Linked DNA regions of Homo sapiens: region 2 is linked to region 1. Evidence: chromatin contacts called from ENCODE Hi-C or POLR2A ChIA-PET data. All regions are on one chromosome and are shown on one strand. The core of a region is the stretch at or near the end of the contact, and the rest is flanking DNA. Distances in the headings are between cores, read along the strand shown. Region 1 holds the start of TRIM5 (tripartite motif containing 5). Region 2 holds the start of OR52E5 (olfactory receptor family 52 subfamily E member 5).

The links. Hi-C counts contacts between places; a loop is a spot of excess contacts on that map. ChIA-PET counts read pairs that join two places held with the same protein, here RNA polymerase II (POLR2A). Pooled maps may share reads with other maps.
Region 2: a loop to region 1 is called in a map of B cell, with 30 times the contacts of the local background. The contact joins the promoter of OR52E5 here to the promoter of TRIM5 in region 1. A Hi-C loop is called at or near these places in 3 of 168 maps with a recorded cell type or tissue (B cell, K562 and naive thymus-derived CD4-positive, alpha-beta T cell), 7 of 37 single-sample maps with no recorded cell type and 12 of 50 pooled maps. POLR2A ChIA-PET finds 5 or more read pairs at or near these places in 2 of 52 experiments (WTC11 and activated naive CD4-positive, alpha-beta T cell).

What each region holds. Positions count from the first base shown.
Region 1 is chr11:5,682,342-5,688,543 of GRCh38, reverse strand. It overlaps TRIM5 (tripartite motif containing 5), which reads left to right and starts at 3,470. Exons shown (of 8, transcript NM_033034.3): 1 at 3,470-3,676. RefSeq lists an enhancer at 3,463-3,712.
Region 2 is chr11:5,891,354-5,897,008 of GRCh38, reverse strand. OR52E5 (olfactory receptor family 52 subfamily E member 5) reads right to left here and starts at 3,801. Exons shown (of 3, transcript NM_001005166.5): 1 at 3,739-3,801; 2 at 1,296-1,377. All of the region lies in intron 2 of LOC112268071 (a long non-coding RNA gene), which reads left to right.

The DNA of each region.
Region 1 (6,202 bases), core at 2,221-4,720:
AAAAGGCAACTCATGGAGCTTCCATAACATGGATCCCTGACTGACACTATGGAGCATGGCCATCTTCATACTTTAATCAATGATACACATGTAGGATGACTGAGAAATCAATGTTTATTATTTCAATAATAGATATTTTGGTATTATTTGTTGCTCACAGAATAATAAGCTAATCCTGGCTATAAATTCTTTCCTACTCACTTATATCTATGAGGACCTTATTCAATCAGCTGAAAGCCAGAATAGAAGAAAAAACTGACTTCTCCCCGAGAAGAGGGAATATTACCAGCAGGCAAACCTCAGGCGTGAGCTATAACGTTGACTCCTTCTTGGATCCAGAGCCTCTTGGCCTACCTTGCAGACTTTGGATTTGCCAGTCTCCAGAATCACCTGAGACATTTCTCAAGTTTCTTTCCAAATAAATTCATAGTTTAGTGGTTCTATTGCTATGATGAACCTTGACTAAGACAGGCGTGAAATTTTCTTATTTCTTCTTGAAGATAAATAAGCAAGAGATGTAATTTTAGGTATATTCCATGTTTGAATAGAATATCTTGTTGACATTTGTAGGGGAGTGAGCGCTCAGTGAGTGAATGTGTTTTTTCTGGAGTGCACAGAGTGGAGTCCGAGTGTCAACCACAATGGACAAAGTGAATGAACTCATTTATCCAGAGACCTGTTCTCTGTCCATTATTTCTTCCCTTCTCAGCACTTCCATAGATCTCATAGCCATCCTTTTATTCTCGTCTGGCTTTGAACATCTGAAGTGAACTTTCATCCTGGTCTGATTTATCTCATGAAGTATTAATTGCAGCTGAGAGAAAACAGTAGTAATATTAGGTCCTGACAAGATACCAGAAAACGTGGGCCAATAGAAAAACTGAATGCACCACACACAGTTTATCACCAGAGTAGAGCATGTTGGCAGGCTCCATATTCTAACCTATGTTCTAAATTGTAGAAAAAATATATTATTGTTGGAGCTCTGTGTTTTCTCTGTAAACCCTTTTTTTTTTTTTTTTTTTTGAGACGGAGTCTCGCTCTGTCGCCCAGGCCGGACTGCGGACTGCAGTGGTGCGATCTCGGCTCACTGCAAGCTCCGCTTCCCGGGTTCACGCCATTCTCCTGCCTCAGCCTCCCGAGTAGCTGGGACTACAGGCGCCCGCCACCGCGCCTGGCTAATTTTTTGTATTTTTAGTAGAGACGGGGTTTCACCTTGTTAGCCAGGATGGTCTCAATCTCCTGACCTCATGATCCACCCACCTTGGCCTCCCAAAGTGCTGGGATTACAGGCGTGAGCCACCGCGCCCAGCCTGTAAACCTTATATATCCTGCTTTCCTGCTTGAAAAGGAATCAAATGAAATATCTCTACCTTTGGGTCCATGGATATTTAACATTTTTCTCTTCAAGAAAAAGAGCAAAATAAGAGTAAATATGGTTAGAGTCTGAATAATACTTAGGAAGAAAACAGAGAGGATATTTTAAAAAATCGTTTAAAATTTGTTTAAAAATTTACATAATTACTTTTTTTTTTTTTTTTTTTTTTTTTTTTTTTTTTTTTTTTTGAGACAGAGTCTCACTCTATTGCCCAGGCTGGAGTGCAGTGGCATGATCTCGGCTCACTTCAACCTCCACCTCCCGGGTTCACGCAATTCTCCTTCCTCACCCTCCTGAGTAGCTGGGATTACAGGCATCTGCCATTACACCTGGCTAATTTTTGTATTTTTCGTAGAGATGAGGTTTCACCATGTTGGTCAGGCTGGTCTCAAATTCCTGACCTCAAGTGATCCACCCGCCTTGGTCTCCCGAAGTGCGAGGATTACAGGTGTGAGCCACTGCAAATGTAATCATTACATAATTATTACTAATGCCACATAATTATTACTAAATAACAATTAGTAATATTAATTATAATTGTAACTATTAATAATTGTAATTATTAATAATACTAATTATTATAATTATTACTATAATTATTACTGCCACATAATTATTACTAATGCCAGAAGAATATTTGAATTAAACTAGGTGACACAGCAGTTATCTTTACAGCAAGAATAGAACAGAAATGTGACATCAAGATATTCAATTAAAATTAGATTAATAGCTATATATCTTCATATCTATTTAAATATTACTCCTTATATACACCATATTCTAGTAAATCTGAGACAATAAAGAACAAAATGCAAAAGCCCCCTACCTGATTTCATGAAACAGAAAGCTGCGGGGGTACAGTGTGGAGGGGGTATGAGGTTACTGATGATGGAATTAAGTGATAACAGGCTGCCCACTGCAGTGCTCCCCATTGCCTTCTCCTGAGGCATTTTCATTTTCAAACTAAATACTCCTCTCTACCAATGATCCTAGTTCCAGTGTGGACTTCCTGAGATGTTCCAGTAAGGGAAAGCTTAGAAGGGAGGCTATGGTACATGGACCACAGTTCAGCCTTTTGGACCAGTTTTGCATAGTAACCAGAAGAGAAGAGAGAGGAAGGCCTGGCCCTGCTCAGGGATGCAATAGATACTTTGGAAAAGACAACAGCGGGAAGTTGGAGAGTTCTTTGAAAGTGAATAGTTGAAAGAAATAATGTGGTATTTCTTTATCGCTCTCCAGATAAACTTCTTTTTTTTTTTTTTTTTTTTTTTTTTTTTGAGACGGAGTCTCACTCTGTCGCCCAGGCTGGAGTGCAGTGGCGCGATCTCTGCTCACTGCAAGCTCCGCCTCCCGGGTTCACGCCATTTTGCTGCCTCAGCCTCCGGAATAGCTGGGACCACAGGCACCCGCCACCATGCCCGGCTAATTTTTTATTTTATTTTATTTTATTTTATTTTATTAGAGATGGGTTTTCACCGTGTTAGCCAGGATGGTCTCGATCTCCTGACGTTGTGATCCGCCCGCCTCAGCCTCCCAAAGTGCTGGCATTACAGGCGTGAGCCACCGCGCCCGGCCCTCTCCAGATAAATTTCTAGCATCCTGTCCTCTCTGGGTTTCGGAGTCTTAATAATATGACATCTCTCCTACCTGCAGCTCCTTTTCTGTTCATAGGTCCTATAAGATTTTTAAGTCCAGACCAGAAATCTACTGCAATTCTCTAAAAATCATTAACTTTGTTCTTCCTTCTCTTTGGGCCATATCTGTCACCCAGAAGCAGAACTCAGCTGTGAGATCAGGAGCAAGAGGAGCACATTGGAAGAATTTCGAAAAAGGGCACCTTTTCTAATTTTTAATACTTGGCTGGGTTAATCTGAAACTATGTCAGAAGAAGTGGCATGATAACAAGATCCTGAGACTCAAGAGAAAAGGGAGATTGAGTGGGAATGCCTCTAGTTCCCACGGCTCCTCCTGTGAACAGCACAGCTACACGGCCCGGCTGATTCATTCAGAGGGCGGGACTCACCAGGCCCTACGTGGAGAAATGCCATTGGCCCATAGTTTATCTTTCACTTTCCTGCCCTGAGTGTGAGCAAGAATTTCCTGCGGTTCCTCTAGGAAAATTCCTTTGTGCAGATCAGGCCCGTGGATTGGTGAGTGAATCCTAACCACGTCTTCCCTGGCCTGTCTTCACTCTTCTCCCCAGAATCACCACTTCTGCACTGGTGTCTGAAGGTGTATTGAGTGATTTTGTGGAGGGCAGAAGTAGGAAGTCTTTGGGACAAAACTGTATTTACCTTGGTGAGTTTAACTTATCTGAAAAGCTGTGCGGGGGTGGGGAAAAGACACAGTTCACAGACTTCTTGCTGCCAGAGCTGACTGAGGGGAACAGAGCCGCCTGGCGGGCAGGCAGATTTGAAAGAAGGGAGAGCTTTAAAGTGAAGGGCTTTGTTTCCCGAAGGCTGGTTATTTTTCCATGCTGACTCTCTCCCCATCCCCTCCCTACTCTATACTTTTTAATTGAACTTTGCTGTAGAGAGCCAGAATTCTCTCTTTCAGTGTCTTCTCCCAACAACAAGGGCAAAGACAGGGGCCTTGGAATCCTAATGATTTAATGCCTATTAGTTTACTAATGTAGTGTTTCTGCATAACTCTACAGGTCAGTTCTCATCACCTTGGCCTGGCTCTGTGACATCAGCCTTCATGGTGTGACAGCTGTCCAGTTCTGTAGTCCTGTCATTGTCACTGTAAATGGAGTTCTTTCCCTAGTTCATATTGGTTACAAAGATAATGGGAAAAAAGGCAAGCAGGTTTTATTTCTTGCTAGGAGTGGAGAGTAAGAGAGCTCCTTCTCTAAAGCCCCCTCCCCCAAAACAGTGGAAAGCATTGGCTTTAAAAGAACTGAGTACGGGGAGAGAAAGGAGTGTTAGCCTATAGGGTGGAACTCCAGTTGTGCCACCTCTGTTTATAAACACATGTCTTCATACTGTGTCCGGAATTGGTGGGTTCTTGGTCTCACTGACTTCAAGAATGAAGCCGCGGACGCTTGCAGTGAGTGTTACAGTTCTTAAAGGCGGCATGTCCGGAGTTTCTTCCTTCTGATGTTCGGATGTGTTCAGAGTTTCTTCTTTCTGGTGGGTTCGTGGTCTCGCTGGCTCAGGAGGGAAGCTGCAGACCTTCGCGGTGAGTGTTACAGCTCATAAAGGCAGTGTGGACCCAAAGAGTGAGCAGTATTAAGATTTATTGCAAAGAGGAAAATAACAAAGCGTCCATAGTGTGGAAGGGGACCAGCGCAGGTTGCCACTGCTGGCTCAGGCAGCCTGCTTTTATTCTCTTATCTGGCCCCACCCACATCCTCCTGATTGGTCCATTTTACAGAGAGCCGAGTGGTCTGTTTTGACAGGGCACTGATTGGTGCATTTACAATCCCTGAGCTAGACACAAAAGTTCTCCAGTCCCCACTAGATTAGCTAGATACAGAGTGTAGACACAAAGATTCTCCACATCCCCACCAGAGTAGCTAGATACAGAGTGTCGATTGGTGCATTCACAAACCCCGAGCTAGACACAGGGTGCTGATTGGTGTGTTTACAAACCTTGAGCTAGATACAGAGTGCCGATTGGTGTATTTACAATCCCTTCGCTAGACATAAAGTTTCTCCAAGTCCCCACCAGAGTAGCTAGATATAGAGTGTCGATTGGTGCATTCACAAACCCTGAGCTAGACACAGGGTGCTGATTGGTGCATTTACAATCCCTTAGCTAAACATAAAGGTTCTGCAAGTCCCCACCAGACTCAGGAACCCCACTGGCTTCACGCAGTGGATCCTGCACCGGGCCGCAGGTGGAGCTGCCTGCCAGTCCTGTGCCATGCCACGCACCTGCACTCCTCAGCCCTTGGGTGGTGATGGGACTGGGCGCCGTGGAGCAGGGGGCGGTGCTCGTCAGGGACGCTCGCGCAGCACAGGAGCCCAAGGGGTCGTGGGGAGGCTCAGGCATGGTGGGCTGCAGGTCCTGAGCTCTGCCCCGCGGGGAGGCAGCTAAGGCCCGGCGAGAAATTGAGCACAGCAGCTGCTGGCCCAGGTGCTAAGCCGCTCACTGCCCGGGGCAGCGGGGCCGGCCGGCCACTCCGAGTGCGGGGCCCACCAAGCCCACGCCCACCCGGAACTCCAGCTGGCCCACAAGCGCGGCGCGCAGCCCCGGTTCCCGCTCGCCCCTCTCCCTCCACACCTCCCTGCAAGCTGAGGGAGCCAGCTCCGGCCTTGGCCAGCCCAGAAAGGGGCTCCCACAGTGCAGCGGTGGGCTGAAGAGCTCCTCAAGTGCCGCCAAAGTGGGAGCCCAGGCAGAGGAGGCGCCAAGAGCGAGTGAGGGCTGCAAGGACTGCCAGCATGCTGTCACCTCTCAATACAACCCAGGCACACAAAATGGTGGAGATTTTCTTGTTTGGTGTCGTGTGGGGGAGGGGGTAACTTAACACTCTAGTGATATGTTAATGATCTAAAGGCAATTAGGGATTGTCAGTTCCAGTATATACGCTGGTTCGGGGGTCTAATTTCCCCCTTGGATCTGGTCAGGGGTCAAGATCTGGACCATGCTGGGCAGTCTGGCTTCTTCTTAAGCAACTTTGTCTATACATAAAGGGAATAAAGAAAAACGTTAAGAAAAATAACTTTCCCAGTCATTTCATCAGGGCTTCCCTGGTGACAGCATCTGTTTGCCTCTACTAGGGCACCAAGTCCAGACTCAGGGAACTACTGGATTTTCTTAAAAATCATTAACCTTGCTCCTCCCTCTCCGTGGGCCGTATCTGCCCCCCAAAAGCAGAGC
Region 2 (5,655 bases), core at 2,552-5,051, 210 kb before region 1:
ACATTTTGTCTTTTACTAAAAGGAATAATAACTAAGTTTATGTTAGAGGGAAAAAACGTCTAGCTGACATTATGTGCCAGGTATTTTTTCAGTGCTTTTGAAATGTGATTTTATTTAAAGATTAAAGCAGTTCTGAAATTGGCACTTCTGTCCCCATTTACAGAGGAGGTAAATGAGATTCAGGCCAGGGAATTAAAAACTATATCTTACTCAATAGCTACTGCTATTAGTAATTTTTTATATGTAAGCTGGGGGTAATAAAATTAATCACATGATCACCACATCATGCAGGGACTGTCCTGAAAATTAGAAGTTATAGACATGTGGTGTGATTACTTTCCACATGGATTTTAAATAACTGTAATCATCATCATGATTATTACTTTCAATAGGGAGAAGGAGAAATATTTCTCCAGACCCTCTCTTTTTATTGTACTCACCACTTGCTGCCTTTAAATCCTTATTTCTCATACAATGTATTTCATATCTCTATTAATATGTAACATCCTTACAGTTACAAAGATTTGAAAACTGAATAATTTTTCATTCAAATTTTTTCTTCTTCTCTGATTTTTTTTTTTTTTTTTTGACACAGTGTCCCACTCTGTCGCCCAGGTTGGAGTGCAGTGGTGCTATCTCAGCTCACTGCAAGCTCCACCTCTCGGGTTCACGCCATTCTCCTGCCTCAGCCTCCTGAGTAGCTGGGACTACAGGTGCCTGCCACCACGCCCGGCTAATTTTTTTTTTTTTTTTTTTTTTTTTAGTAGAGACGAGGTTTCACCATGTTAGCCAGGATGGTCTTGATGTCTTGATCTCCTGACCTCGTGATCTGCTCGCCTCAGCCTCCCAAAGTCTTCTCTGATTATTATACCCTGTTCTGTTTTTAAAATCTCTATTTATATTCCTACCTACATTTTAGTTTTTCTACTTTTCTTTTCTTTCTTTTTCTTTCTTCTTTTTGAGATGGAGTCTCTCTCTGTTTCCCAGGCTGGAGTACACTGGCACAATCTCAGCTCACTGCAACCTCCACCACTTGGGTAGAAGCGATTCTCCTGCCTCACCTTCCTGAGTAGCTAGGATTACAGGTGCCCACCACCACGCCCGGCTAATTTTTGTATTTTTAGTAGAGACAAGGCCAGGCTGGCCTTGAACTCATGACCTCAGCTGATCTGCCTGCCTCAGCCTATCAAAGTGGTGGGATTACAGGCGTAAGCCGCCACACCTGGCCTATTTCTGTTTTCACTGATATACATAGACTAACATTGTTCATCTGAATTATTACCAAATTGTCTTACTTGGTTTTTCAGTTATTGTGTTTCCTCCAATGTAATGCTTCCGCAGGGGTCAACCATAAATGCCAATAAGATGATCATCCTGCTAATGGTGGAATACAATGATTAGCTTAAAACATTAAATTTATTCATGGCTATTTACAAAGATTAAAAAATAGAGGTTATATATCACAATATGATTAATTGTATTAATGAATAAGCTATAGAGAATTTTGTTTGCAGAAAAATTAAAGTACAGAGCTAAATTATTTAATCTGTCACTGAAATAAGGAAGAATAAAGAATACCTAAATTTGGTAGAATTAAGAGTGCAATGGAGAAAAATCAGCCAAAGGAACAAAATTTATGTTTAATTTTATATTTTCACTGTTTCCTGTGAATATAAATCCAGCTTTTCTTTTGTGATATGCAATTTCAAATCCAACAGCTATTATTTTTCACCTTAAGACAGTGCTTGTTACAAGAATTTTATTTTCTAAAATATTAGCTTTGGAGAATTGTATTGTTCACTTAAAGTAATTTTGGTGTAGGACTTTGAATTTCCTGACATTGTCACAGCCATTTAATTCACCATGGCCTTAGCAATCTTTTCATAATTAAACACAACAACTGAAAAAAATGTGTAGTGGTTCTCTTGTCAGTGAAGTAAAACATTTCTACACTCAAAGTCTAAAGCAATCTTTTCTTTACATTGAGTCCGCAATTAAAATAATTTTTGAAATCAGATTATCATAAGTATTTTCTGAGAACACAAACTATGGCCCATGGACCAAATCTGGCCCACCATTTGTTTTTGTAAATTAAATTTTATTGGGGCAAAATTATTCTCATTCATTTATGTATTGTCTGTGGCTGCTTTTAATCTACAATGGAAGATCTGAGGAGTTGTGACTGAGATCTCATGGCAGGAAAATATTAAAAATATTAACTCTCTCTCTCTTTATAGAAAAAGGGCACCGACCCCTGAGCCATAAGAATAAAATTTCAGTAGTGCTCCATATCCTTATGAAAAAAGTCTTTATTCCATAAAATGCAGTGAAGAATCTTAAACATTAATTTTAACCTATCTTTACAGTATTATCATCTCCACACTGCAGTCAAACTGCACTTCAAACTTTCTGCATGCTTTCTTCTCTATGTCTTTCTTCATATTTCCTCTTATGAGGAGACTTTCCTGTCTAGCTTTAGTCACCACTATAGTACATAGCCTAGATTTATTAACATACAATCTACATAGCCTGCCTCAATCTGCTTATTTCAAGATTATCCATTCTTTTTTTTCCTATTTTTCCAAAGGCCAATCTATCTTTCTGTTACGTGAGTTATCAGCGGTTTTCAAAATGAGTTCCCTGGACCAATAGCATCAGCATCACCTGGTAACTTGTTATAAATGACATTTCTTGGACACTAACTAAGACCACCTTAATCAGAAGCTCTTGAAGAGGGGTCCAGTAATCTGTTAAAAAGCCCTCCAGGTGATTCTGATGCTTATTCCAATTTGAGAACCACTGGCGAATATCTACCACTAGGTTATAATTTCTTTGAAGGCAAAACTAGTGTCATATTTATCTCCATGATAACATGATTTTTTTAATGCCAGGATCCACAAATGGCTATTGAAAGTTGAGTGCAAATAATAATCTTCCCTATTGTTATATATAGTATTTTAGATTGAATTCCTAAAAACATATCTGAGATAGAGAATGGCGGGCAGAAAGATTTTTGAGAAAGGCTCTGGGAAAATATGCTTATAAAGAAGCCAGGAAGGTAGGATTGGATCAGAAGACAAACTTCTTTATCATGTAGTTACATCTGAAGCCTCAAATGATACGATATGAAGCTCTGGAGATGGTTTGATCTCTCTAAGTTGTCCCACACACACAAAAAAAGTAAGCCTTTTTTATTTTTTTTGTATTTCTATATTATCTAGTTGTTGGCAATGGGCCACACTGTGTGATGCGACATGACCTCAGATGAGGCAGTTCCTTGGATCTGAGGGCAATTCCAGGGACGGGTGAAAATTTGAGGTTTCAGCATCTGAGATTCCTAACAACTAGTCATAGGTGCATAGGTCTTGAAAAGCAGACCACACAGCTATAACCAGGGAATGATCTGTTAACATCCTTCTCATCTTCATGAAATGCTCTTTTTTTTTTAATTTTAAAACACTTATCCTTCTCTTTTCCTTTAACTCTCAGAATGCTCTTTGAAGTTTGTTTACTGCTTTTCTTCCTTTATCATGTCCTTAAGTAATAGTCTGTTCTTGACTACAGCTATGAATTTGGGTTTTTCTTAACTACTATCTCTTTCTCTTGCTACTTCCTTAGAAGATGGCCCTATCTACAGAGACTCTGGCCGAGTCACTGGAGCTCCATCATCCCACAAATCACTTTAGTTACTGTCATTGAGGACCCTCTTTCAGCATAACCAGGAGCTGACTCACCTACCTCTGCCCCGCATCTGAGAAATTGTCTGTGAAGGACCGGATACCCCAGACTGCAACCTGTATGCGACATAGTTCTTACTATTCAGAGCCAAGGAGTTATATGAGAATTCTTGTCCCCTGGGAAGGGCTTCCCTAAAGTGTGGGCTGTGTCACTGGACCTGGAGAGAAAACAGAAAATTTCCCTACTCCTGAGGATAGGGCTCTAGGTTATCTTGTCAGAGATACCTTCTGCTTGCTGATGATCTGTGCATCCTCTAGTGGGTACATTCCCTGCACAGGTCCCAGGGGTCTATTCAGTTAGAGGCATAATGACCTCACACTTACACCTTAAATCTGACTGTGGTATCAGGTGATTAGTTACTCTTGACAGAGAGGCAAGAAAAGAGCCCTGTAAGAAGGAACCCAGCATCGCCTTAAAGTCATCTCTGAAATATATGTACATTAATAAATGGCAGAGATAGAATTCTAACTTCAGTTTCCAATTCATGAGATATATCTGTTACAAGAATTACATTCCATGATTTTTGTGAGTGTGTAATGCATCTAACACGATACATAATATTAATAGAAATATCAAAATGAATATATATATATACAGAAAGAAAAGCAGTTTAACCTACAGATTAAGAACATGATCTTTTGATTCTCTTATTCTGTGATCTTGTTCAATTACATTTGCCATTCTAAGTCTTGGTTTTCTCAAATGGAAAATGAGAAAAAATTATATCAATATTGTAACAGTATAATAAGGTAATGTCTGGAAGGTGCTCAACACTTACTTGTTAGAAATTAATTAATACATTAACACTGGCTATGCATTTTCACAAATCTTTTACAACATTATCTCTGAAGTTAACACTTTGGAGTTAGGCAACATAAATTTAAATATTTTTTTCTTAGATTCTGTAGCTGGGAAAACATTTCTTAACCTCTATCAGCTTCTTGTTCCTTCTTATAGATTCACAAGGCTGACGGAAATGACAAAACACATTTCACACTTTTTTTTTCAGAGTAAGTGAGATCATGCATTTGACTAGAACAGCAGAGTGTTTGACAATATATCTAAATATTATTAAATGGACATTATTTCTATTCCTTATTTGAAGTAGAATTTTTGGTGTTCAATAACATAAATAAATATTCAGTAGAAAAAGTTATTTACCTTTTTAGTTCATTAGATTGTTCATTTAAATGACTGTCATTTATTTGTTCAGGAAATGTATTTATTGGTACACATGGACATAAAGATGGGAACAGCAGACACTGGGGACTACTAAAGGTGGGAGAGAGGCCGAGGACAAGGGTTGAAAAACTACTTATAGGGTAATATGCTTACCACCTGCGTATATTAGTTCATTTTCACGTTGCTATAAGTAAATATCTGAGGCTGGGTCATTTATAAAGAAAAGAGATTTAATTGACTTACAGTTCCACATGGCTGGGAAGGCCTCAGTAAACTTAACAGTCATGGCGGAAGGGGAAGAGGCACATCTTACAGGGCAGCAGGTGAGAGAGAAAGAGAATGCCCGTGCAGGGGGAGCTGTCAAACACTTAAAAAAACATCAGATCTCATGATAACTCACTATCATGAGAACAGCATGGGGGAAACCAACCCTGCAATCCAATCACCTCCCAACAGGTCCCAACCCTAATGTGGGGATTATGCGGACAATTCAAGATGAGATTTGGGTGGGAACACAGAGCCTAACCATATCAGTGGGTGATGGGATCATTCATACCCCAAACTTCAGAATCACACAATCTACCCATGTCACAAACCCACACATGTAGCCCCTAAATCTAAGAGTTGAAATTACAAAATAAATAAATAAATTTTACAAAAAAGTATTTATTTTTACCACTAGATGTCAGTCATGCTCATCCTACAAGCCAATGTTCCTTGATTCAACCTTCTTTT